Regions from separate parts of the Homo sapiens genome. Here regions 2, 3, 4, 5 and 6 are each linked to region 1. Evidence: read pairs that join two places in POLR2A ChIA-PET (ENCODE). Cell type or tissue: MCF 10A. All regions are shown on one strand.

Region 1 (4,000 bases):
CAAGCAGCAGCAGCAGAACAGTGAGCTCAGCAAACGTGGGCTTCTGATCCAATGGAAGTTCAAATACCGCACCTGCTAGTTTACTAGAGAGTGTGGCTGTCAGACAAATGGCATGGCCTGGCAGAGCCCTCCTTGCCTTCCTCCAATCCTTAAGGGATGACGATGCCTGTTCACAGGGGTGAGGTGAGGACCCACTGGAATAGCTTGGACAGGCTGCCGGGCTTATACTCGAAGCTCCATAAATCATTTTAAATTAAAGGCTGCATCCTTCTAGAGTAGTGAAATACATAATTTTAGCATGTTTTTTGGAGAAAATGAGTGAGTCCTTGAGTTCTAAGAGCAAGTACCACATCCGAATTTAACTACAAAAGGAGCTGGCTGAAGAGCTTCCCGGGACTAACTTGGGTTGGTTCTTACAGCATCAGCAGGGAGGGAAGGCCAGGCACTGTGGGCTGGTTGGCGCCGCTGGCCACATAGCTCAGGCCTGACATCAGCCCCTGCCTGGCTGCACCCCCCTCTGACCCCAGCCCCTAAGAGGAAGCTTCTCCTGCAGGTTGGGTTTCTGTTAATACTGAGTCAGATATGGTCTCCCTTGAGAGCGGGTCTCTGGTGGGATGGGGAAAAAGGCAGCCTGTGTGGATATTCTGCTGTCTCCTTGATGTCTTTTTCAATTAGAAGGCACCTCACAAGGGCACATTCCTTTAGCCACTCACTCCAGCAACACCCCAGCTTTAACCACGCCCTGATCAACCAGGCCTGGCCTCAGTCAAACCACAAGAAAACAAACAAGGCTTTGATTCCTTTGTGAGAAAATCAAAGAGCTGCTGAAAATCACTTAAACGAGAAAAAAGAGAGGAGAGAGAGAGAGAGACAGAGAAAGAGAAAGAGCCCTCTATCACACACTGTTTACTACTTTCAACAAATGGACCCAATCAGAAAGAAAAAATTGGGGTGTAGCTTCTGAACCGCCTGGAAATGTTTGGTAGCTCCAAAGGCTCCTGCTGCCTGGTGAATAAAGTCTCTGAAATTAACCTTCAAGAGTCAACCTTCTAAAATTAAAAACAACAAACAAACAAACAAAGAACCTTCAACATTCTCACCCTGGAAGAAAAGACTGCTTGCCAAATTCAAATTTGCCTTGGCCAAAGTAACCATTAGCAACTCATCCTTTAAATGAGATTATAAAGAAAGAATTTCCCCTTGAAGTTGGAGAAAACACCTTTCATGTGACCTCCAAACTATGTTACTTATTTTAAAGTTACACAAAACAAACTTGTCTTTTTCAGTTTTTGCTTACTCCCAAGCCGTGCTGCTTACAGAAGTGTATGGGATGAGGAGCCAGCAGGATGGTAACCTTGAGGGAGAACAGGGGGCCCGGGGTCCCTAGATGCTGGTCAGGTTCTGCTTATCCAGGGGTTGGTAGTTGTCCCACAGGTAAGCTTGCGGTGGAAACTCATTCCAATGCATACGTGAGTTTTGTGCTCTCTGAACATATGCTACACCTCAATAAAAAGTTTACTTGCAACCAAGACAGAACAAAATACCCACTGCCTCTCAGAAGATAACAAAACTACCTTTGTATGTATGCACAGCCTGCAGAGAAGCACGCGTCCAGAAACACCCGGCACATGTAACACACACACGTTACCACAGCAGGCGGCAGCTGGACCCACAGAGGACCAAACTCCATCCCTGAACAGAATCACTGTGCAGCTCCAATCTGTCACTCCCGAAGACATTTTTGAGTCTGGCAGTCAGCAGCTACTTTGAGAAACTGATTTTTCCATTCAAACCGGGAGAGAAGGTGGAGCTGGGTGTTGTTTTGAACTTCGGAGTAAACTTCATAAAAAATAACAAACATAGGTTGCACTGCCCGGACAGAGTTACAATAGATTTTATATTTTAAAAAAGAGGGTACTTACCTATTTGGTCTTCAGGGATCAGCGACTCGATGGGGGGGTCCAGCTCCGAGCTCTGAGACAAATAGTTCTTGACCTGGGTCATGAACTGCCGGATGGTCTGCAGCATGTCGGTGCTGGACACGTGGCACTCCTTGTTCTCCTGCAGGAAGCTCACGTAGTCCTGCACTAAGCACCCGAAGTAGGTGCATTTGTCCCGGGAAAGCTCGGCGATCCTGCGGACCATCCGCTTCTCCGGGGTCATGAAGGAGCTGAACACCCCGCTCACCTTCTGCAGCTGGGACTTGACGAGCTTGGGCAGCACGAAGGAGCTGCTCCTTTTCTTTTTGGACTTGATGGGGGGCGCCATGGTCTCTTGGTCACTTTCCCCCTCGTAGTCCTCCAGGCTGCTGTTGGTGTCCGCCTCGTAGCCAAACAGAGGCATGCTCCGGTCGAACTCCAGCGAGTCGGAGGAGGAAGTAGAAATGCTCATGTCGCTCAGCCGCTGCCGGCCTCCATGGCACGGGGGCCGTGATTCAGAGCTGGGCGGCGGGGCCCTTGTGCAATCCCCCGGGGCGGCCTCAGGCGGGGCCCCACCTGGGCTGCCAGCTGTGCCCAGCTCCAGCTCCGGGCCTGCGCCCGGCCGGCCGCCGCTCAAGGTCTTTGCACCGCCCTCTGCTTCCAGAAAAGAAGCCTGCTTCTTCAGCCGGGGTGGAGGGATGGGAGTTGGTTTCGTTCCAGGCAGAGCTACGTTCCCATGTTTGTTATGGTTGACTGTTTCTGGCATGCTCGTCTGGGTTTCAGTCCTGGCCAGCCGAGGGCTTGTGTGGAGACTATTAATAGCGGGTGGCGGGGGCCTGGGTGGGGGGGACCGAGTCCGCTCCGTGCCATTCGCGTTGGGAGTCCTTGTGCTCGGCCGTTTCAGGCCTCCACTGAGGTCCTGGCTGTGCACTTTCAAGAAAAGGGGATTAATAAAGCACAGGGCCCCGTTGGTCTGGCTGCACTCCAGCTCTGAAGGCGTCCTGGTTTTGATAGAATGCACTCCATTTATAAGGCAGAGCTGACGCAGGGAGGCAGGACAGACACCGTCGGAGGAAAGAGGCCTATGGGGAGGTGGAAGGTTCGGGGGTTTGCTGTCAGCTGGGGAGCTCCAGAAATCTGAAAGTCATTATCAGTGAACACAAGAATGTAAATACGGTACACTCAGACCATTCCTTCACAAATTAAAAAAAGCACACTGCATGACAACGCGAGTCTTGCGGGGTGGGGTAGGGGGTGCGTTGTACTCAGGTTTACTGCATTCCTTTACTGGAAAGGGCAGAAAGGCTGCCAGGCCCAGCTGTGGGCTCACAGGAAGGCTCCAGGGGTCTGTCACCTTCAAAGCCCTGGAGAAATGGCTTGGCCAACATAGGATTCCAGCCCTGCCTTTTCACAGGTAAGTTGGAAGAAAAAAAGGAACTGGAATTGCTCCAGTATAAGCTCAAAAAAGGTCACTGGGGCTTCCTGACTTGCTTTACAAAAACTGAACCGACTTACAAAGCAACACCACCCTTTCCCAACAACTTCTCCTGGGATGCCCTCCACAGTGCAGCTGCCAGCCAAGGAATCGGGCCTTGAAGTTCCCCTTTAATGGGCAGGACCAGCAGCTGGGCCTGGGGGATGTTACACAATCTGCCTAGGGTTTTACACATTCAGCATTAAAACCACCAAAGGAGGAAAACTACATTCATGGGTCCCATCAGCAGAAAAACCACAGCAAGCTTAATGTGCAGTGCAGGCCCAACCATTTACCTTTGTGGTTTGGAGTCCCTCCTTCCCAAATCCTATATAACCTCCTCACCATGCTCATAAATATGCAATGCTCTGCGAAGTAGTGCAGATTGCTTATTGATCTGTACTGCCTGTGTCTCCTCTTGCAGATGAGTCTCAGTGTTCCATGTAAGTTGAGGGAGGTAGTGCTGTGATCAGTGGTGCCTGTTATAATTTCCATTTGGGATAGGTTATTCTTTTTTTTTTTTCCCTTGAGACGGAGTCTTGCTCTGTCGCCCAGGCTGGAGTGCAGTGGCACGATCTTGGCTCACTGCAACCACCACCTCCCAGGT
Region 2 (4,000 bases), 160 kb after region 1:
TAGGTCTTGAGTGAAGCTCTCATGAATGGGATTACTGCCCTTATAAAAGAGGCCTGAGTGAGCTTGTTTGCCCCGTCTGCCAAGTGAGGACACAGCTAGAAACCTTCATCTTTGAAGGAAAGGGTGAGCCTTCCCCAGGGACTGAGTCAGCTAGCACCTTGAACTCAGGATTTCCGGGCTCCGGAACTGTGAGCAGTACATTTCTATTGTTTATAAATTACTCAGTTTAAGGTATTTTGTTAGAGCAGCCGGAATGGACCAACCCAGTTGGTATTTACTTCCAAGTAATAACACACGTGTTGCAACTTCTGGAATTTTCAGTTTTAGACTGTTGATTCCCCATTATGGAAGGCAAGGATTGAACTCTACCACCTCCACCCCCATCCCAGCTCTAGCAAATGTACACACTTCTTGTCTCCACATTCTCTATATGACTATGTCTCCATTTTCTCTACATGATTATATTGCAATCATGCCAATATTGTATTCATCACTGAAATACACAGTATATTATGATAAATGTTCCTCTCTTGAACAACTTAATATTGTCTTGTTTTTAGTTTTTATTTACTTTTCTCTTATTCATCCTGAAATTTGCAAATTTTCTAAATCTTCTTTCAGTTATTCAGATGCATCAGGAATTGTATCAATGTCCTCTTGTCTCAACAGAATATGGCTGGCAATCCTCTTTTATGCAGAGGTTAAGGAATTATACTTCCTATATGTTCAGGAAATATTTGATCAGGCTTTTTGTTTGTGTGACCCAGTTCTAACTGCAAGGCAACCACATGCAACTTCTACCCGGGTGCACTGTTTTCTGTTTGCATTTCCACCTCAAGCTCTCCATGCTAACAGACACGTAAAAAGCCCGAGGCCTAGCAAGGCAAAAATTCTTTCCCAAGGCTACCCAAGGATCAAACCAGAATTTGATCTTCTGACACCTTGTTTGGCTTATTTAACTGGTTAACCATTTGTCCCTGCTCTTAAACTGCTCCAATTCCTTAAACTTATAGAGCCTTTACTCTGAACAGGAAAATTCGAGTTCTCATTATCACAGACATAGCCGCCAAAGCCCCTTCAGGTTAGGTGATATCAAATGGAGGTAGGGTCGCCTCTCCACCCTTAGAATAGGTGATCACAAACTGTTAATCAGCAATGCTAACTGCAAGTGGAAACTTATGGAGAATAATTGATTACTGTTAAGGCATGACTTTAGGAATTCTTTGTAAGTCTAGCTTATAAAGAAAAATCCCTTGGCTTGAAAATTTCTAAAATTAGACTCAAGGAAGTTAGATAAAAGTATGTTTGAGATAAATGAATCTGTTCCAAGTTTTTCAAAGCTGCACCAATATAGTAAGGTTCAAGCTATCCACAAATACTATTTATATGCCACTGGCAAGGGGCTGTGATCAATGTCTGTTTCTTGAAGGCAGAAGTGTGACCCAAAATCTTCTTAACCAAAGAAGACGTTTATCTTTTTCAACATCAAATTTTCCCGTATGTTATCAAGATGAATCCATGGATTGCTACAAACTATATGAACCCCTAAAGGGAAGCTTTCTTACTTTCCCAAAGGAAGATGCTACAACAACTTTCATCGTTGCCCAAAGACAGTTGTTTGAGCCGATGCTGACCATGGCTTGCAAGGTACCTTGCTCAGCAGTGACTAATCAGTTTCCCACAGGACTCTGTGGTGTAGCGGGCTCCAGAGGAAGTCAACGGCAATGAATCACAGTGCTCAGGAATGAAAAATACAGCTGTGATTCACATTAACTCAAAGAAAAGGTTGAGGGGAAACAAACCTAAAAATTAAAACCACACACATGCACGCATCAGCAAATACCACACCGAGCATGTCAGGGAAACTTCTGCTTTTGAAAAGTCCAAAGAAGAAAAAGAAAAGCAACTTTTCAAAACAAAGCCTAAGAAATCTATTGATGGCAAGATTGAACTCATATAATGCACAATGTAGTTCCATAAAAAGAAATAAATTACTTTCAGTGAACTTGGTTTTTGTTATAAGAAAAAGGGAGCCAATGTATTGCTTTAGACATAATTTCAAAGATTCCTATGTATAACTTCTTTAATTTTTATTGACTACTATCGAACTTTTAAATTTTAGCTTTTGCTTAAATTACTTTACCTTTGTAAGCAGAATTCTTGCCTCATTATAGGCCTTCTCTTAACTAGCATAAATTGCTTTCTCAATAATGAATTACCTAGGAACACAAAATAAGAAAGTGCAAGTTGGATTCATTGTTGTTAGACTCAACAAGCAATTTAAAAAATAAATAAACAAAATGCAAACCTCAGAGTTATTAGGACTGATCACTTTGAAACCTGCTGGAAATACTGCAGAAAGCCATAGAGCTCAGAGCCAGTTAATAATCCACACAGATACAAATTTGAGTTTCTTTGTTGGTGCTTAAATGGATAAATATTACATGATCAAGCTTATAAAACATAAAATTAAATTAATATTTGGATAGGATTTGGTTTATTCTAACACCAGAAATGGCCAAGTGGATTTTAAAATCAGTGTAGACCAGGGCCAGGCATGATGGCTCACACCTGTAATCCTGATACTTTTTGGGAGGCTGAGGTGGGCGGATCACTTGAGGCCAGGAGTTCAAAGCCAGACTGGGCAACATATGAAGACCATGTCTCTACAAAAAAAAAAAATTAGCTGGGTATGATGGCATGCACCTGTAATCCCAGCTACTTGTGAGCCTAAGGTGGGAGGATGCTTGAGTTCCAGGAGTTCCAGTGCGGTCTGATTGTGCCACTGCACTCCAGCCTGGATGAAAGGGCAAAACCCTGTCTCCAAAATATAAAATATAAAATTACTATAGACCAGAGATTGAATGACTTTAATCACATGAGAGGTGGAGGATTTAGGTGGACATCTGGGGTGAGATGTTGTGTGACCACACCAGTTGTTGTGAGTGATTGTTGTCGTAATCAGTGATGATGTTAGACAATAAACATGTCATCTCATTTTGGAAGGCAAAGTCAATCAGTGACAAGGCAGAGTCAGACTTGTGGAAGCACTGGGGAGGGGGTGGGAGGAGGGGAAAGGGCAAGTGTGCACCGCGACCTCACGTCCACCTACCAAACATGGGTCCAAACACCCCAGGGAGCTGAGCCCCAGGCAAGCGGCTGGATTGGACCTTACTTAACATGATTTATTTTTGTCTGATTTTTCCAAGCCTGATAGTCTCCTTGGGCCAAGCTAACCAAATGACTGAAATTTTCACTTTATATTTTATTGTGTGACCTCGTAAACACACATTTGCCCTTCATTTGCCAGTAAGAACATAACAAAACAAAGCAGCATTAGAAATAGCATTTTGGGCTCCAATGCTTTGTTCTCTGTTTCTTGCACGTGATACGACTATTTTTCTATTCTGACCTATTTAGCACATTTTGCTGTTTACCAAGACCGGAAGAGATTATTCATCATTTCAAATTACCCATCTGGAAGGCATTTTATAAACATGTCTAGTTTTCTATAATTTATTTATATTTCCAGATATCAAGATTCCTAAAATATGTTGAAACCACACCCCAGATAATAAAGACTATGTATTATTTTCCAGTTGAACTTTTTTCAGTATTTTTGGTAATAAAATTATGATACAACAGGTGACACAATTAATCATGTGGGACATTCAAACCCAGTGCTTTTTATATATTTAAAATAACTTTTCATTTTTTTAAAAAATACATGTTTGTTACAGAACATTTAGAAGACATAAATTTTAAAAGCTACAGGTCTATTTATTAATCATTTGGAGTACATCCTTCCAGAATTTTTATGCACCTGTCTCTACTTTTTTATTGTGTTTTACTTCATTTTGTAATTCCTATTATAACCTGACATGTATTACGTATTCATTTGCCCAATTGTTATAATCTATTTCTCCCACTCGAATGGAAGCCTCTTAGGAGAAAGTACTCTGCCTCTTTTGTTCACTACTAAGCCCCACTAGCCTCACAT
Region 3 (4,000 bases), 66 kb after region 1:
GCTCTGAAAATGAGCTGTGGGTTAGAGAGGAGTGTTATATTAGTGTTATCAGTGTGTGTATAATAGCTTTTTGGCTTGTGTCTTTTACTTACTGTTTGTGCAAGAGAATGTCCTTGTTCCTCAGAAATACACAAGGAGGATTTAGAGATAAGGTGGTGTGGTCGCAGGTGTGTCTCCAATGTATTTTCAGATGGTTCAGAAAACAGACTACATATGTAGCTATATAGAGACAAAATTATCTATTTATGTAAAATATTGACATATTTGGGCCAGGCGCGGTGGCTCAACGCCTGTAATCCCAGCACTTTGGGAGGCCAAGGCGCACAGATCATCTGAGGTCAGGAGTTCGAGACCAGCCTGGCCAACATGGTGAAATCCTGTCTCTACTAAAAAAATTAAAAAATTAGCTGGGCAAGGTGGTGCATGCCTGTAATCCCAGCTACTCAGGAGGCTGAGGCAGGAGAATTGCTTGAAACTGGGACGCAGAGGTTGCAGTGAGTCGAGTTTGCACCACTGCACTCCAGGCTGGGCAACAAGAGTGAAACTTTGTCTCAAAAAAAAAAATTTACATATTTATATAATTCTGCATATGTGTGTGTATGTGTGTGTAGAAAGAGAATGACAGAGCAAGGGCAGTGAAATGTTAACCACTGGTGCATATGGAACCAAGGTAATGGATATATAAGCGTTCTTTGAACTCTTCTTGCAACTATTCTGGAAGTTTGGAATTATATCAATAAACTCACTTCCTGGCTGGGTGCGGTGTGGCTCACGCCTGTAATCCCAGCACTTTGGGAGGCCGAGGCAGGCGGATCACTTGAGGTCAAGAGTTTGTGACCAGCCTGGCCAACATGGAGAAACTCTGTCTCTATTAAAAATACAAAATTAGCCGGGCGTGGTAGTGGGCGCCTGTAATCCCAGCTCTGTGGGAGGCTATGGCAGGAGAATTACTTGAACCCAGGAGACAGAGGCTGCAGTGAGCCGAGACTGCGCCACTGCACTCCATTCTGGGTGACAGAGTGAGACTCCATCTCAAAAAAAAAAAAAAAAGTTCACTTCCTCTCACAGAGAAAAAAAAATTCAAACAATATACACAAGAATGATTAAAAAAAAGAAGAAGAAAAGAAAAAGAAAAAAGAGAGTATGAAGGCCAAGCATGGTGGCTTATGCCTGTAATCCCAGCACTTTGGGAGGCCAAGGTGAACAGACGACTTGAGGTGAGGAGTTCGAGACCAGCCTGGCCAACATGGTGAAACCCTGACTCCACTAAAAATACAAAAATTAGCTGGGCATGGTGGCGCATGCCTGTAGTCCCAGCTACTCAGGATTCAAGGGGAAATCACTTGAACCCGGGAGGCAGAGGTTGCAGTGAGCCAAGATCGTGCCTCTGCACTCCAGTCTGGGTGACAGAGTGAGACCTTGTCTCAAAAAAAAGAGAGAAAGTATGAAAAAAATTAAAATAAATAAAAAATTAATGTACACAAGATTAAAAACCAGGTTGCAAGGAAACACTTCCTTAATTTCTCCTAGCACATCTTCAGAGCTCACTTTGCACATTCTTCCTGTTGGGAAATCTCTTCTTTGAAAAGTTCAGCCAGCTCTGTGCCTTGTCCTCAAAATCTGCGTTGATGGACACTTGGGATGCAAGCTGGAGGAAGCGTGTGCAGCTACCACAGGGGCCCCACCTTTTCCTGCTCAAGACTGGCTGGGCTCCCAGGCATGGCCGCATCATGGTCCCCATTTACTAGTAGCCGCACCACACCCAGGCTGCCTGCTGAGTGCCTCTGGGGAAGCCAATGTCTTGTGGCCACCAAGGAGACCAGTTTAGCTTACTGATGAGCCCTGGAAACCACACAGACCTGGCCTGAAACTAGCTCTGCTGGCTCCTACTACCTATGGGACCTGTGCGGCGAGACTGTAACCTACCAGGATCTCAGTTTCCTCATCTGTAAAAGATGAGATAACTTGGTGGGATGGTGAAAGGGGACCAGCATGATGATGCCCACAATAGTGGGCACAACTGCTCCAACCCAAATCATCCCATGCCAGCGGGGAGTAGGGTGCAGAGTGTGTGCCGGGGCTCAACACAGAGACGTGCACACAAGCACACAAATGCTCATCTCGGATGAACTTGCCCAGCACTTGGCTGTTGAAAGTTCCAGAAAGGAATGATTTCAATTTCAGTATATAGGTAACTTCTGTGTCACTTGGGAAAAATTGAAATTATTTTTAGTTATGTATAAGTGGTGGCGGATCAAAACTCCTCAGTATTTGGGAACCTCTGAAGGCATTTAATCTTGCCTTGGGGGTAGGGCAGGGAAGGATGTGTGGGGTGAATGATGGGACGGAGGAGACAACGAGGGGGATTGGAGGAGGAGATTATAAAGCTGGCTGCTCTGATGACAGGTGTGTTTGTTTTATGGGCCTCAGTGGGTTACTAACAAAAACTGAAGAGCAGACTGGGCGCGGTGGCTCACACCTGTAATCACAGCACTTTGGGAGGCCCAGGTGGGTGGATCACCTGACGTCAGGAGTTTGAGACCAGCCTGGCCAACATGGCAAAACCCAGTCTCTACTAAAAATACAAAGTTAGCTGGGAGTGGCGGTGGGCGTCTGTAATCTCAGCTACTTGGGAGGCTGAGGCAGGAGAATCACTTGAACCTGGGAGGCAGAGGTTGCAGTGAGCTGAGATCAGGCCATTGCACTCCAGCCTGGGCAACAGGAGCAAAACTCCATCTCAAAGATAAACAAACAAACTGAACAACAGGCGTGGTGTTCCACGTGTATTTTTTCCATTGCCCACCCCTAAGCCCAGCTCTTTCCAAATAGTGGATATTCCACAAGTGACCACAAATCTCTGAACAGAATGGAAGGAGGGCCGCCAACTTCTGCTGCCTGTGAGTAATTTCTGACTCTTCAATTTGATTCTGAAAAGCTTTGAACTTTGAAACTCGAAGTCTTAGTAAATAAATGATGATGTTTTGGGGTTACTTGAATTTTTCTCAATCTTCATTAACCTGCATGCTGGGAATGAGAGATTGTTTCCACAGAATTATTTTACTTACCAGAGGATTATCTCCCCACCCCCTTGATGTCCAAACTCTTTCTTTCTTTCTTTTTTTTTTTTTTTGAGACGGAGTCTCGCTCTGTGGCCCAGGCCGGAGTGCAGTGGTGCGATCTCAGCTCAATGCACGCTCCGCCTCCCGGGTTCACGCCATTCTCCTGCCTCAGCCTCCCGAGTAGCTGGGACTGCAGGCGCCCGCCACCACGTCCGGCTAATTTTTTGTATTTTTAGTAGAGACGGGGTTTCACCATGTTAGCCAGGATGGTCTCGATCTCCTGACCTCATGATCTGCCCACCTCGGCCTCCCAAAGTGCTGGGATTGTAGGTGTGAGCCACCGCGCCTGGCCGATGTCCAAACTCTGAAGTTCCTATGTCCATAACACAACATAATGCCTCTTGGATGAGTCTTTTTTGGTTTGGAAGTGATCGCCCTGCAGACAGATGGAGCATGGACCTAAGCTCTCCCGACTGTGGTGAAGGCTCAGAGGTCAATGTTACAGGCATGAGGAAGGTGAAGAAATAACACTTCATTAACCAGCTTCAGCCAACAGCAGCTGCCCCTTAAGGAGGGGCCTTCTTGATGGCTGGCATTGTCCATTGTCTCACTTAATCCTCCATCGTCTTAGCACCATAGGACAGGGATTTATTAATCCCACCTTACAGATGAGGAAACTGAGGCTCTGAGAGTTTGCTTAATGTCATGCAGCTGGTAATGGTGCAACAGGGATTGGCAGCCCTTACAAACCCATGGCCTTTCCACCAGTATTTACCCAGGTGAGGTACACATATCTTTGATGCATTAAAGGGAATATTGGCTTTTACTACGTTTGAAAAGGTGAGTGTGTGGACTCTGGGCAAGGCCCTGTGGCTATACCCAGGACAAACTCACCAGCTTTATCTCAGACCCTGGGGCTTTCCCAGACCCACCTCCACCCT
Region 4 (4,000 bases), 150 kb after region 1:
TAGACTCCCCATGGTCAGCACTCCCAGCAGCCGGGCAACAAGTCCCTCCTTAAGGGGCATCTGGTGGTGCATCACAGTGTCCACCATGCTAATGATACTGCATTCATTTTAGCAACACATCATGTGGCAGTTGTTCATGCTTTATTCCACAGCAACAGGAAATTCCGGCCCAACCTCATTGAGAGTCCTGGAAACTGAATGACTGGCCTTGAGTAGGTTGTGATAAACATTTGCTGGTATGTTATGCACTGTGGGACATGACATTGGAAAGGGCTGAGGCTTGTGGCTGATGGTCATATTATTAAGGTATCCCTCATGTGGCAGGAAGATGCTACACCTGAGAGTGCAGGGGGTCTTCACCAAACTGCACAAGAATGAAGCATGAAAGAGAGGCCAAGAAAGGATTCTAAGGTCATGCCATGTAAGTAAAAGAAGATTTGAGGCCTGGCATAAAAGTTAATGAAAAGCTAGCTTGGCTTTAGAGAACTTGGTAAAAAAAAATGTGAAGCTAGTTAGAGAAACCAGCAGTCTCATGACCTCACACAGTCATCAGGATTGGCCTTGGCTAAAAAACAAATGGTTTCATAAAAATGATATTTTAAAATGCAAATTTCATCCTACTCTCCCTTCCTTTGGAAAATATGTCTTCCTGAGGTGGACTGCTATCATTTGGGTATCCCCCAAATCTTTTGATCACAATCCGTATTTTGATAGTGTCGTTCAGGATAATTTCTGTCTTTCCAACATACGATGCAAAAATAAGACAACAGAAACCTCATTTTCTGGCCTCCTTGCTGCTGGGATATGGCTACGTGATTTAGATTCTACCACGCAGATGGGCTCCCACAAGGCTTTGTTGGGAACTGAGTGATGCAGGGAATGAGACAGAGTCAGGGGCATCATTTTGTGGTCAGGGGCCATGGCAGAGCTGGAGTTGCTCTGAGCAGCAGCCCTGAGGGGGTCTCCCAATTCAGCAGCTTCCTGACCCCTTCCGTAGTGGCCAACCCCTTGGTGGGCTGATTCTGGTGGGCCATTCTGGGAGTCACTTGGGAAGCCCAGCCTAAACCCCACTGCTTGATCCATCCCTTGACTTTGGGAACTCTGTTCCTCAGTACCCCTCCCTGCCTAAACCAGCTAGAGGCGATTCTCTAGTATGCATCTAAAAACCCTGACCAATACATTTCCTATAGTCACAACAGTGGATTTTTGAACTTTTTAAGCCGGCACACTTTCATCAAACACAACAGCCTATAGAAGCCCAGTATACAACGTAGATGATATACAAAATTGTTCTTCCCACCCTCCTCACTCTAGAGCTCTCTGTTGCTCCTGTGAACTCACCCCTGGGAGAAAGCATAGTTATTACAGAGGGTCCTTCATATACTGGATTCAATCCATTTTTTTTTCTTTTTTTGGCTTCATCTCCTATCATGCCCCCAAAGTCCTACAAATTAATAAGTTAATCCAATTTGCAAGCACGCCATACAACTTTGGGTTTCCATAACTGCTCATCTTCTCTTCTGTCTTCCTGGGATGTCTGTCATGAGTAGATCTGCCAGGAAAATGCTCATGTACTCTTCAAGAACCCAATCAATCAGAACCTCCATGAACCTCTCACCCAAAGCGTCCCATCATATAGGTGGCAATTTCAGTAGCCTCTTAGCATTCATGAGCCTACTATTTCCAGAGGTAGCTATTATTCTCTGCTGAGGATCCCAGGTAATCTGCATGTTTGCTGAGGCACAAATTTGAATCATTAGTATATTAAACGTGGTGAAATGCCCTGGCTTTTCCTTTCCTTCCACCCACCCTATCAACCAGGGCTTCACATGAGCCAAACCAAGCCTAGCAGGAAGCCAGTTAGCAAAGGGAGCCTCAGACGACGTAGCCGGTTGGACCATCCCAATGATCATACAGAGCAGAACAAGCAAAAATGGACCTAGGATGGTGGAGGAAATGATCAGCTCTGCAGAACTTCCTAGGAGTCAGCAAGATCACAGGGAATGGGACACTCGGTTAGAATGCAACCAAGAGATGGCATATTTTATCATGTTCCATTCATAAGAAACATATTTTTTCTTTTCTTTTGGAGAGTACTAAGCTGTCTCTGTTAAGTCAAGGACAAATAAATCTATGCACCTACATAATGGTTTTCATATTAGAAGATAATGGAGATGAATGGAGGAATAGAATAAAAGGGCTACTGTGATGACAGGATGCCACAGCCACCATCAACGCAGGAAGTGAGTGATTCATTCCTGCTGCAGAAATCAGGCAGAAAGACAGGTGGCAGACTCAGCTGTCCGCACATATTCTCATAGTGTCTCTGTGATAAAAACCATTTCTGACACACACTTGACCTAACTTGTGGGCAGATTCAGCCCTCAGAAGGATCAGAAAGCTGTGGGTGGAGCTGCTATTCTCAACTTACTTCCGATTCACGGGGAGGAACTGATTGGGGAAGTGGAAGTGAGAGGCATTGTAAGAGGAAATTCTTATGTCATCCTTATGTTCACAAAAGCTAGGAATGGGAAACTCAGTTGTGCTGATAAATTTTGTGGTTTACAAACAGAGATTTCACAAAGTTTAAAGGTGAGTTGGAGTCTATAAAAAGTGCCCTCGTTCCCATCAAACAGAATGGGAAGTTCTTGAAAATGGGGTTCTGACACCACAAATAAGTCAGTAGCTAAGAGGGAGAGGTATCACAAGCAGGTGAGTCTGCACCTTTGCAATGAACTCACAGCTGGGCAGCATGCAAATATGGGTAAGGGCTCTAGAGGCTTAAGTGTACCCCAAACAGTGTGCTGGATCTGTGTGAATAATGCCTAGAAGCCTACAGCCCAGGAGAAGGGTATTTTACAAATAAAACAAAGCTAAATAAAACCATAAAATACCTTTTTAAAGGTACTTTTGGAACACAATGTGGTTGACTAGCAGCAAAAAAAAAAAAAAAGAAAAAAAGAAAAGCAAACCTACTAAAGTCCTTGACAATGGGAGCAATTAATTTACATCAGCTGAACACCTAAAGGCTGTAAGACAGGAAGAGGAGACCAGCATTAAAAAGCGGGACTGGATCCTGAAGTCAATTTGGCGGTCATAAGGGCGTACCTGGATCTTCTATAGGCATTTTCTTTTCCAATCTGGAGGACTCACTGCCACACTATGGTTATAAGTTAAATGCATGTGAGATTATTTGTGATCACCTTCAAGCACTCAGGAGAATTAAAGAGGGCTGGACAAAGCTGGTAGATAATGTTGGTCCTTGGCTTCAAAAACAGAGAAGGCAGTAGACTTCTCCAGCTATGAAGCTGTGGGCTCCAGGGCCATTTGAGAGATGATTGCTCTTGGAATTCTTTGCAAGATGGTGTATCTTAGCCAAAACGTGGTCAAGCCCAGGGTCCAGTTTGGGTTTCCCAAGACAAGCTATGTCAGTTTAGCCATATTCCTTATGTACTTCGCAGGGCTATTAGACTAGAAAATTAGAAAAAGGCGGGGTGTGGTGGCTCACGCCTGTAATCCCAGCACTTTGGGAGGCCGAGGCAGGCAGATCACCTGAGGTCAGGAGTTGGAGACCAGTCTGGCCAACATGGCGAGACCCCATCTCTACTAAAAATACAAAAATTAGCTAGGTATGGTAGCACATGCCTGTAATCCCAGCTACTCGGGAGTCTGAGGCAGGAGAATCACTTGAACCCAGGAGGCGGAGGTTGCAGTAAGCTTAGATTGCACCACTGTACTCCAGCCTGGGCAACAAGAGCGAAACTCTGTCTCAAAAAAAAAAAAAAAAACCCAAAACCAAACGAATAGAAAAACCACCACCACCACCACCAACAATAACAAAAATAAAATTAGAAAAAAACTGTTGCATGGATCTGAATTTCAAATAGGGAGTTGACAAATAATGACACCTTTTTAGCAAGAAAAAAATTTGTGCCTAAGAGGATGACAAGAAAATAGTTAAATGCCTGCACACAGGAGCCACAGTTGATGGATTGCCACC
Region 5 (4,000 bases), 240 kb after region 1:
TTCACTTACAGCTCTGGAGGCCAGAAGTCCGTAATCAGTCCGGGTTGTTTTCTTCTTGGGGCTCACGGGGAGGACCTGTTCCATTCTCTCCTAGCTTCCGGCGATGGCTGGCAGTCCTTGGCATTCCTCGGCTTGTGGCAGCATCACTCCACTCTCGGCCTCCGAGGTCACCTGGCGTTCTCTCTCTGTGTCTGTGGCCACATTTCCCTCTTCTTTTTATTATTTACTTCTATTTATTTATTTATTTATTTTGAGACGGAGTTTTGCTCTTGTTGCCCAGGCTGGAGTGCAATGGTGCGATCTTAACTCAGTGCAACCTCTGCCTCCCAGGTTCAAGCACTCCTCCTGCCTCAGCCCCTCGAGTAGCTGGGATTACAGGCATACGCCACCAGGCCTGGCTAATTTTTGCATTTTTAGTAGAGACGGGGTTTCACCATGTTGGCCAGGCTGGTCTTGAACTTCTGACCTCAGCTGATCCACCCGCCCCAGCCTCTCAAAATGCTGGGATTACAGGCGTGAGCCACCGTGCCCGGCCCATGTTTCCCTCTTCTTGAAGGGGCACCAGTCATTGGATTAGCGCTTACCCCAATCCCCTATGACCTCATCTTAACTTGATCATATTTGCAAAGTCCCTATTTCCAAAGAAGGTCACATTCACAGGTTCTGAGGGATGGGACTTTAACATAAATTTTTTTTGGAGGGGGGACAATTCAACCCAGAATAGTTATCAAAGTAAATTAAAAGATAATTAAACACTAAAATGTGATACATATTATTATTCTTTCAGCAACAGTGTTGTGAAATTTTCTTAGGCTCACAAATAGCCACTTTTTAAAATACACAAACACTGGTTTAAAAATACTCAGATTACTGAAAAATGGAAAAGTAAGTGCTTTCACCTCTCTTAAACTACTAATTAGTGCATGCAAGAAGAAAAAGAGTCATAAAGGCAAATACTCCTCTATAATAAGTGGCAAAACAAATATAGAGAAATCAGGTTCATATAAGCATGAAACAAATCAGTTTATATCTCTTTAAAAAGAATAACCAAAGTTTGTCTTTGCTGCATCTGCTTTAAAGGTAAAAAATTTCATTAAGAAGAGAGATAATATTTGAAGATAACTTTTATTTTCAAAATTCTTTAATTTCTTTCTTTTTTAAACTGTAGAGTCCCAAAGAACAGAAATGGACAATACAGCATGTGGGTTTTTTTTTTTCAATTTTACACTGTTTTGTATATGTATGACACTTAGAGAAACATCAGAGAACTTTTAATTCTACTGATAAATGAAACAGAAAACTTTTAATTCAGCACAGGAAAACATTCCTGCTTCAGCCTGACCTATTTGCAGAACACACTCAGCTCATTTTTCCTGTATACTTTCCTGCAGCTTTGAGTGAAATGTAGCACCAAGGAGAAAGAAGAAAGGCATGTTTAGATGAAAGGAATTTAGCTGCCTGCATTGTTTCTTTGAATTAATATCTTACCCTGTACATAAGTATACAGTATAAGGCTGATACTTTGAAGTATAGGATTTCAAAAGGGGACATTTTAGGAAGGACAAAGGCTTTTAACGAAATTTCCAGGAAACTAAAGGCATTTCAGGCCTGCTTAGCTGAAGCACTTGTGAACATGCATGTATGACGAATGATTTCAATTGAAACCAGCACGAGTTTCACACAATTACCCAACACTTGGAAATAAAGACAAGAGAGGGTTAAGGTTAGGGTTAAGGTTAGTTTCTCCTTTCAGTGGCATACTGAAACATTGCTCAACAGACGCACCCAAGGATTGTTGTGTGAACTAAGGGAGTGCACCTCTGACTCACTCTTTACTGTTGATGGAGGACTCACACTTTATGAAGTTACACTTCAACATGTGTATCTTGTCTGGGAAAGGCAAATCATTTGAATCAGGTAATGAAGACTGCGAGAGGTTATGAGTGTGGTTGCATTGGAGCTCATTCATTAGTCTCAAATCTAGCACTCTTCACAGTCTTTGTATATACCTATACATCCTGATGTCCTCAACATGCTTTTTGAGCTACATTTACCATCTTACTGATTAATGTGTTAATAAGCTAATAAATCTAAACCTACACTCATTTTAGTTTTCCATGAGAGTAGTCTTGGAAAGATTTTTGAGCATTGTGCTTTCACACAATTTTGGACTTTTTATCTGTATCCTTGTTTTGGTGGTGGACTATAAGAGGTTATGCTATTTTTTATTTCTTGCTAGTTTCTTTTTTTAGAGATAGGGTCTCACACTGTCACCCAGGCTGGAATGCAGTGGTACGATCATAGCTCACTGCAACCTCGAACTCCTGAGCATAAGTGATCCTTCTGCCTGAGCCTCCCAAGTAGCCAGAACTACACTACAGGTGCATGCCACCATGGCTGGCTAATTTTTAAATTTTCTGTAGAGATAGGGTCTTGCTATGTTGCCCAGGCTGGTCTCCAAAGCCTGGCCTCAAATAATCCTCTGGCTTTGACCTTCCAAAGCACTGGGATTACAAAGGTGAAAAACCGTACCCAACATATAAAAGGTTATTAAGGCCGAGCACGGTGGCTCACTCCTATAATTCCAGAACTTTGGGAGGCTGAGGTGGGCAGATCACTAGAGGTCAAGAGTTCGAGACCATCCTGGCCAACATGGTGAAACCCTGTCTCTACTAAAAATACAAAAATTAGCCGAGCATGGTGGCGCGTGCCTGTAGTCCCAGTTACTCAGGAGGCTGAGGCAGGAGAATCGCTTGAACCCAGGAGGCAGAGCTTGCAGTGAGCCGAGATCGAGCCACTGCACTCCAGCCTGGCGACAGAGCAAGACTCCATCTCAAAAAAAAAAAAAAAAGTTATTAATAAAAGCACCAAGGGTGTGTTTTCTTGTGTCAGGCTCTTGTTAGTCCTGGGAAGAGGCCACAGACCAAAACTCCTCACTGCCCTGTCGTTATCTGTATGTAGAATAAAATGAAATGCCAGAATAAAATGCCTCATTTGGTTTCATCTGGATTTTTTTTTGCAAATGAAATTCTGTAATGATGGCCTGAGCAGATGTGAAAGGGGCATTTAGAACCAATTCCCAGTTGTTTTGTTTTATATTTGGATTGGGGTGCAAAATGGGCAAGAGAGAGTTGGGCTGTAGTAAAGGCAACACGAGGTCCCAAGGAAAGGAAAATTTAACCTGAAGGAAAATTCAGGGACTGTGTGAACTAAAATCCAAAATTTGTCATGCAGAGAGCTGTGATTAATTTCTTTCACAAGCTGCAGAAGAACAGATTTCCATTCTCGCTCACACAATTGAACTTGGTAATGCCTACACAACAGATGACTACTGCTACTCCCCTGGGCAAAGAAATTATCCCCGCCTCTGGTGCCCTGTGGGCTGAGTCATCTGCTCCTCCACTTCCTGGCTGTGTTTGCTCCTGGCGTCAAATCTTGCTGCTATCCAGCTGGGTTCCAATGATTATTTCAAAATTAACAGCCTAATGTCGTCCCGATGGGACCCGTCCCCACACTTATTACAAAAAATTGCTGTTACATAAACCACTTTTTTCCTTGTCCTATTTTCTGCCCCCTTTTTTAAATGTGTTGAGTTTCTTGGTTGAGGTTTTTTTTTGTTTTTTGTCCCCCATTCCCTTAGCCCCTTATCTTGCAAGTAAAGCACAGTGTCGCAGGGCTACAGGCCTGTTTTGTTTGTCAGTACAGCTTAGGAACTTTCTATACTAGCAAGATATCTGATGTGAGTCCCCTTCTAAAGAAACAACTGGAATGAATTTGAAAATCAAGTAGGAAACACCTTGAGTTAAATCTTTATCTTTTAATTGAGCTCTCTAGTTTCTCCTCTGCCCCATCAAAACAAAGGCTTATTGGAACTAAAAGATGACCCTTTTGCCCTTTAAACTGTACCAATCTATCCCCAGTTTCAAATGTGTTGCTCTCCATAACTCTTGTCTGTCCACATTTGGCAAGTCTTGTAATACACACGGATACCCTTGACTTA
Region 6 (4,000 bases), 170 kb after region 1:
GGATGCACCTAAGTCACCATCGTCATCCACACTCTTCAGAGGACTTGTGGCTGGGACGCTAGGGGACTGCCATATCCTGCTTCCATGTTCTCCTCCACTGCCAAGTCCCCATCCTCCACATGGTCTCCACCATCCTCCAGCAGATGCAGGACGCTGGGCCGGGGTGTGGACCGGGGAGGTCAGTCGCTTCACTCCAACATTTATGACTGTTTCATTCCTGCCTTGGCCTGCTTCAGCCTTCTTTGCCTGCAAGCGTTGCTTCCATCTGACAATTTCCTGGTTGGGCAGCTCTGTAGGTTGCTGGTGGTCACTGCTATCATTCAGATCATCCGCAATTTTCCCCTGATCTTCTGCCCCAGCTGTGAAGTATATGGACGTGGTTTGCATCAGTCACTTGGGGAAGTTCAGGAGGCTTCCTTTTTGATGCTTTTTTCAGAAGCTCACCTAGGTCCTGATGGGAAAGACCTGCTTATTTCATTCAGAACCCTAGGCAGAGGGTTTGGAGCAATCCAGGACTGGCCTGTGGCATGGGTGACATGAGGCCCCCCACCAGCCTGGGGTGCTGACTGCATCCTGGCTCTGGCCTTTCCTTGGACCACGCCCTGGACCGCATCCCTTTAGGCCGGCTCTGCCCTTCTTTTCACTGCATGTCGTCTCCTGACCATAAAGGCCACCATAACAGTGCATGTCCAGATCACCCAGGGTATCCCTAGGGTCGCTGGCACTAGTCCCAGGATTCTATACATCACTAGCAATGCCACCCCCAGGGGGCCAGCAGCAGCTGAGTAGATATTGCGTGGCGAGCAGCAGGCCTTCCGTGGCTCCAGAGGGCTCTGCTGCTCTGTTTCCACTTGCCAGTGACCTGTGGACAGCTAACCGGAACCCTGCGGAGTGTTCTGTCTCTGACACAAACAGGGGCCCACCAACCAGGGTAGACCATCCATTGGACTGGGGGAGGGGAGGCACCTCGTGCTTTAGAAAACTGTGTCCCTGATTTTGCTGTGCAAATAGAAAATGACATTACTTATACAGGGCCTTCGGGGAGTGGAAAGAGCTCATGGCAGACCCGAGCTGAGGCCACTCCAGGCCCCAACAGGCCCTACAGCCCAGCTAGATGGTCAAAGCAGGGCCATGCCACAGCCTGTGTCTACACAAGATCCTATTCTCAGCTTTCCTTCACCCGACTCCCCTTCCCCTGACTCCTACTGGGCCATGGCGGCCTCTCTGGCCCTGCTGGGGACCAGGCTCAGGGAGGAGAGGGGCGGCCTGTGACTGCCAGGTGTGGCCTGTGAATTTATACAAACAGAAGCAAGCCACTAAGCATGCAGGCATCTTAACGGCACGCATAAGGCATATGATTTCATTCATAGTTTAATTAGAATGCACTGTAAGACACTAGCATCAACGTCTGGGTTCATTTGCTTGCTTGCTTAGCCAATGCAAGGACACAGTATAAATAACTTATGAGTGTTTGGAAAGACATTTAATCATTTAAGGCTTAGGTTTCTTCCGCAGACCTTCTTTAGATGGCCAAGAACACAACAGTGATGCCACCCCTAGCATATGCTTTATGACTTATAACTCACAAAAAGCATAAAACTGCAAGTCTTTTCCATGCTAAGTTGGAAAAAGTCCTGTAAATTTAAGGCTGCAAATTCCAACCAACATAAAAGCTTTGCCTCTTCTCCTTCCAGCTAAACTGCATCCATGCCAGATGAGAGAGCCAAGGTATTGAGAGAAGCACAGAAAAGGCATTTTTGCAGAATCCAAAACCTTCTCCTAAAATTTAGGAAAACACACACATCAATATGACTGACAATTTATTCATTCTACTTGCTGCTTTTATTTCATTCTGACAAGTTTGGGCAACTGGTGTGTGCTGAATCCAAGTCTGATCATTTGAGGCAGCTGCTGAAGTGCTAACAGGTTGTCACTGTGGAGGAACAAGCTCACCATCTCCAAACACTTCATAATTCTAAGGTGAACAAAGCCATCATACAAGATAAAGTAACAATTCCCAGCTCAGGTCTGAGATAAAGAGATTCCTGGAGCCTTAGGGTGTGCAGCTTTTAGTATCATCTCATCTCCCATTAATAACAACTTAGAATATCATTAAGGTTTTGGGATTTTGCCAAAAGTGATAACTAAAACTAGCACTGGCAAAGACTTAAATTTCACATCATGTTTGCCCAATTTGGCATAAGATAGAGGAAGCATGGTAGATTGCCTTATTGGTCTTAAGCCAAGGTCAACAGTGGAAACTCCTCCAGCAAAGGCAGAACACATTTCTCTGCCTCTTGACTTAGGTTTGGCCATGTGACTTGCTTTGGCTAATAGAATAATACAAAAATGTCAGTGTGCCGATTCCAAGCACAAGCTTTACAAGGTTTCTTGGGCTTCCACTTATACTCATGCACTTTTGCCATTGTCACAGGAGAGCTTTCCTCAGGTAGCCATGCCCACCAACCTGGACTTAGCGTGTGCTAAGTGTTGCTGGCCTGAACCCAGACATCAGTGGGAAGCCAAGCCTAGCTGAACCTGTGCAGGAAGCAGCGTCACCTAGCTGAGCCCAACCTAGATCTGCCAGATCCCAGCTAACCTCTGTTTGCATGAGCTAAACAGATATTTATTATCAATTTCTTGTCTTTTTCTTTTTGAGACAGGATCTTACTCTGTTGCCCAGGCTGGCTCACTGTAGCCTCGAGCTCCTGGACTCAAGCAATCCTCCCACCTTAGCTTGCCTATTAGCTAGGACTACAGATGCACACCACCATGCCTGGCTAATTTTTGTTATCTTTTGTAGAAATGAGGTTTCACCATGTTACCCAGGCTGATCTCAAACTTCTGTGCTCAGGCAATCATCCCACCTCAGCCTCCCAAAGTGCTAGGTTTACAGGTGTGAGCCATCACACCCAGCTCAGTTTTCCTACTGAGTTTGGAGATGTTTTGTTGCACACGTAAAAGCTGATGCCAGAGCAAAGGGGAAGTACAGGAAGCCAGGGGGAATAGTTTATAGTAGGTTTCTCCTCTTTCCTTCCCTGGAAAAATGGGTGGCAACGTACAGGATATAATCATGATGTTCATCGTTGCTTTTTAAAAAGTCCATCTCACGCCAGTTAGAATGGCGATCATTAAAAAGTCAGGAAACAACAGATGCTGGAGAGGATGTGGAGAAATAGGAACGCTTTTACACTGTTGGTGGGAGTGTAAACTAGTTCAACCATTGTGGAAAACACTGGGGCGATTCCTCAAGGAACTAGAACTAGAAATACCATTTGACCCAGCAATCCCATTACTGGGTATATACCCAAAGGATTAGAAATCATTCTACCATAAAGACACATGCACACTCACATTTATTGCAGCACTGTTCACAATAGCAAAGACTTGGAACCAACCCAAATGCCTATCAATGATAGACTGGATAAAGAAAATGTGGTGCACATATACACCATAGAATACTATGCAGCCATAAAGAAGGATGAGTTCATGTCCTTTGCAGGGACATGGATGAAGATGGAAACCATCATTCTCAGCAAACTATCACAAGGACAGAAAACCAAACACTGCATGTTCTCACTCATAAGTGGGAGCTGAACAATGAGAACACATAGACACAGGATAGGGGAGCATCACACACTGTGGCCTGTTGGAGGTTGGGGGCTGGGGGAGGGATAGCATTAGGAGAAATTCCTAATGTAGATGACGGGTTGATGGGTGCAGCAAACCACCATGGCACATGTATACCTATGTAACAAACCTTCATGTTCTGCACATGTACCCCAGAACTTAAAGTATAATAATTAAAAAAAAAAAAGTCCTTGTAACTTGGGCCAGGCGCAGTGGCTCATGCCTGTAATCCCAGCACTTTGGGAGGCTAAGGCGGGCAGATCATCTGAGATCAAGAGTTTGAGACCAGCCTGGCCAACGTGGCGAAACCCTGTCTCTACTAAAAATACAAAAATTAGCTGGGTGTGGTGGTGCGTGCCTGTAATCCCAG

Evidence for each region. Peaks named below come from ENCODE experiments on the same cell type or tissue, not always from the same donor. Only the 100,000 strongest peaks of a DNase experiment are listed, where the experiment ranks them.
Region 2: POLR2A ChIA-PET joins it to region 1 with 54 read pairs; 10 of 35 experiments call an interaction of 5 or more read pairs at or near these places.
Region 3: POLR2A ChIA-PET joins it to region 1 with 23 read pairs; 10 of 35 experiments call an interaction of 5 or more read pairs at or near these places.
Region 4: POLR2A ChIA-PET joins it to region 1 with 10 read pairs; 9 of 35 experiments call an interaction of 5 or more read pairs at or near these places.
Region 5: POLR2A ChIA-PET joins it to region 1 with 72 read pairs; 3 of 35 experiments call an interaction of 5 or more read pairs at or near these places.
Region 6: POLR2A ChIA-PET joins it to region 1 with 18 read pairs; 10 of 35 experiments call an interaction of 5 or more read pairs at or near these places.

What each region holds. Positions count from the first base shown.
Region 1 is chr20:19,973,710-19,977,709 of GRCh38, reverse strand. It overlaps RIN2 (Ras and Rab interactor 2), which reads right to left. Exons shown (of 13, transcript NM_018993.4): 9 at 1,923-3,056. Among named protein-coding and RNA genes, the nearest start is that of NAA20, 42 kb to the left of the region's middle. In MCF 10A, no CTCF peak of the experiment used is centred here; DNase peaks (open chromatin) are centred at 469, 739, 2,449 and 3,529.
Region 2 is chr20:19,813,442-19,817,441 of GRCh38, reverse strand. The region is part of intron 2 of RIN2 (Ras and Rab interactor 2); the gene reads right to left. Among named protein-coding and RNA genes, the nearest start is that of RIN2, 57 kb to the right of the region's middle. In MCF 10A, no CTCF peak of the experiment used is centred here; DNase peaks (open chromatin) are centred at 211 and 1,691.
Region 3 is chr20:19,907,621-19,911,620 of GRCh38, reverse strand. The region is part of intron 3 of RIN2 (Ras and Rab interactor 2); the gene reads right to left. Among named protein-coding and RNA genes, the nearest start is that of NAA20, 110 kb to the left of the region's middle. In MCF 10A, no CTCF peak of the experiment used is centred here; a DNase peak (open chromatin) is centred at 1,680.
Region 4 is chr20:19,826,764-19,830,763 of GRCh38, reverse strand. The region is part of intron 2 of RIN2 (Ras and Rab interactor 2); the gene reads right to left. Among named protein-coding and RNA genes, the nearest start is that of RIN2, 71 kb to the right of the region's middle. RefSeq lists a silencer at 2,174-2,343. In MCF 10A, a CTCF peak has its summit at 2,315; a DNase peak (open chromatin) is centred at 2,323.
Region 5 is chr20:19,735,019-19,739,018 of GRCh38, reverse strand. No RefSeq gene overlaps it. Among named protein-coding and RNA genes, the nearest start is that of RIN2, 21 kb to the left of the region's middle. In MCF 10A, no CTCF peak of the experiment used is centred here; DNase peaks (open chromatin) are centred at 1,768 and 3,338.
Region 6 is chr20:19,805,533-19,809,532 of GRCh38, reverse strand. The region is part of intron 2 of RIN2 (Ras and Rab interactor 2); the gene reads right to left. It also overlaps the pseudogene LOC100421663. Among named protein-coding and RNA genes, the nearest start is that of RIN2, 49 kb to the right of the region's middle. In MCF 10A, no CTCF peak of the experiment used is centred here; a DNase peak (open chromatin) is centred at 2,252.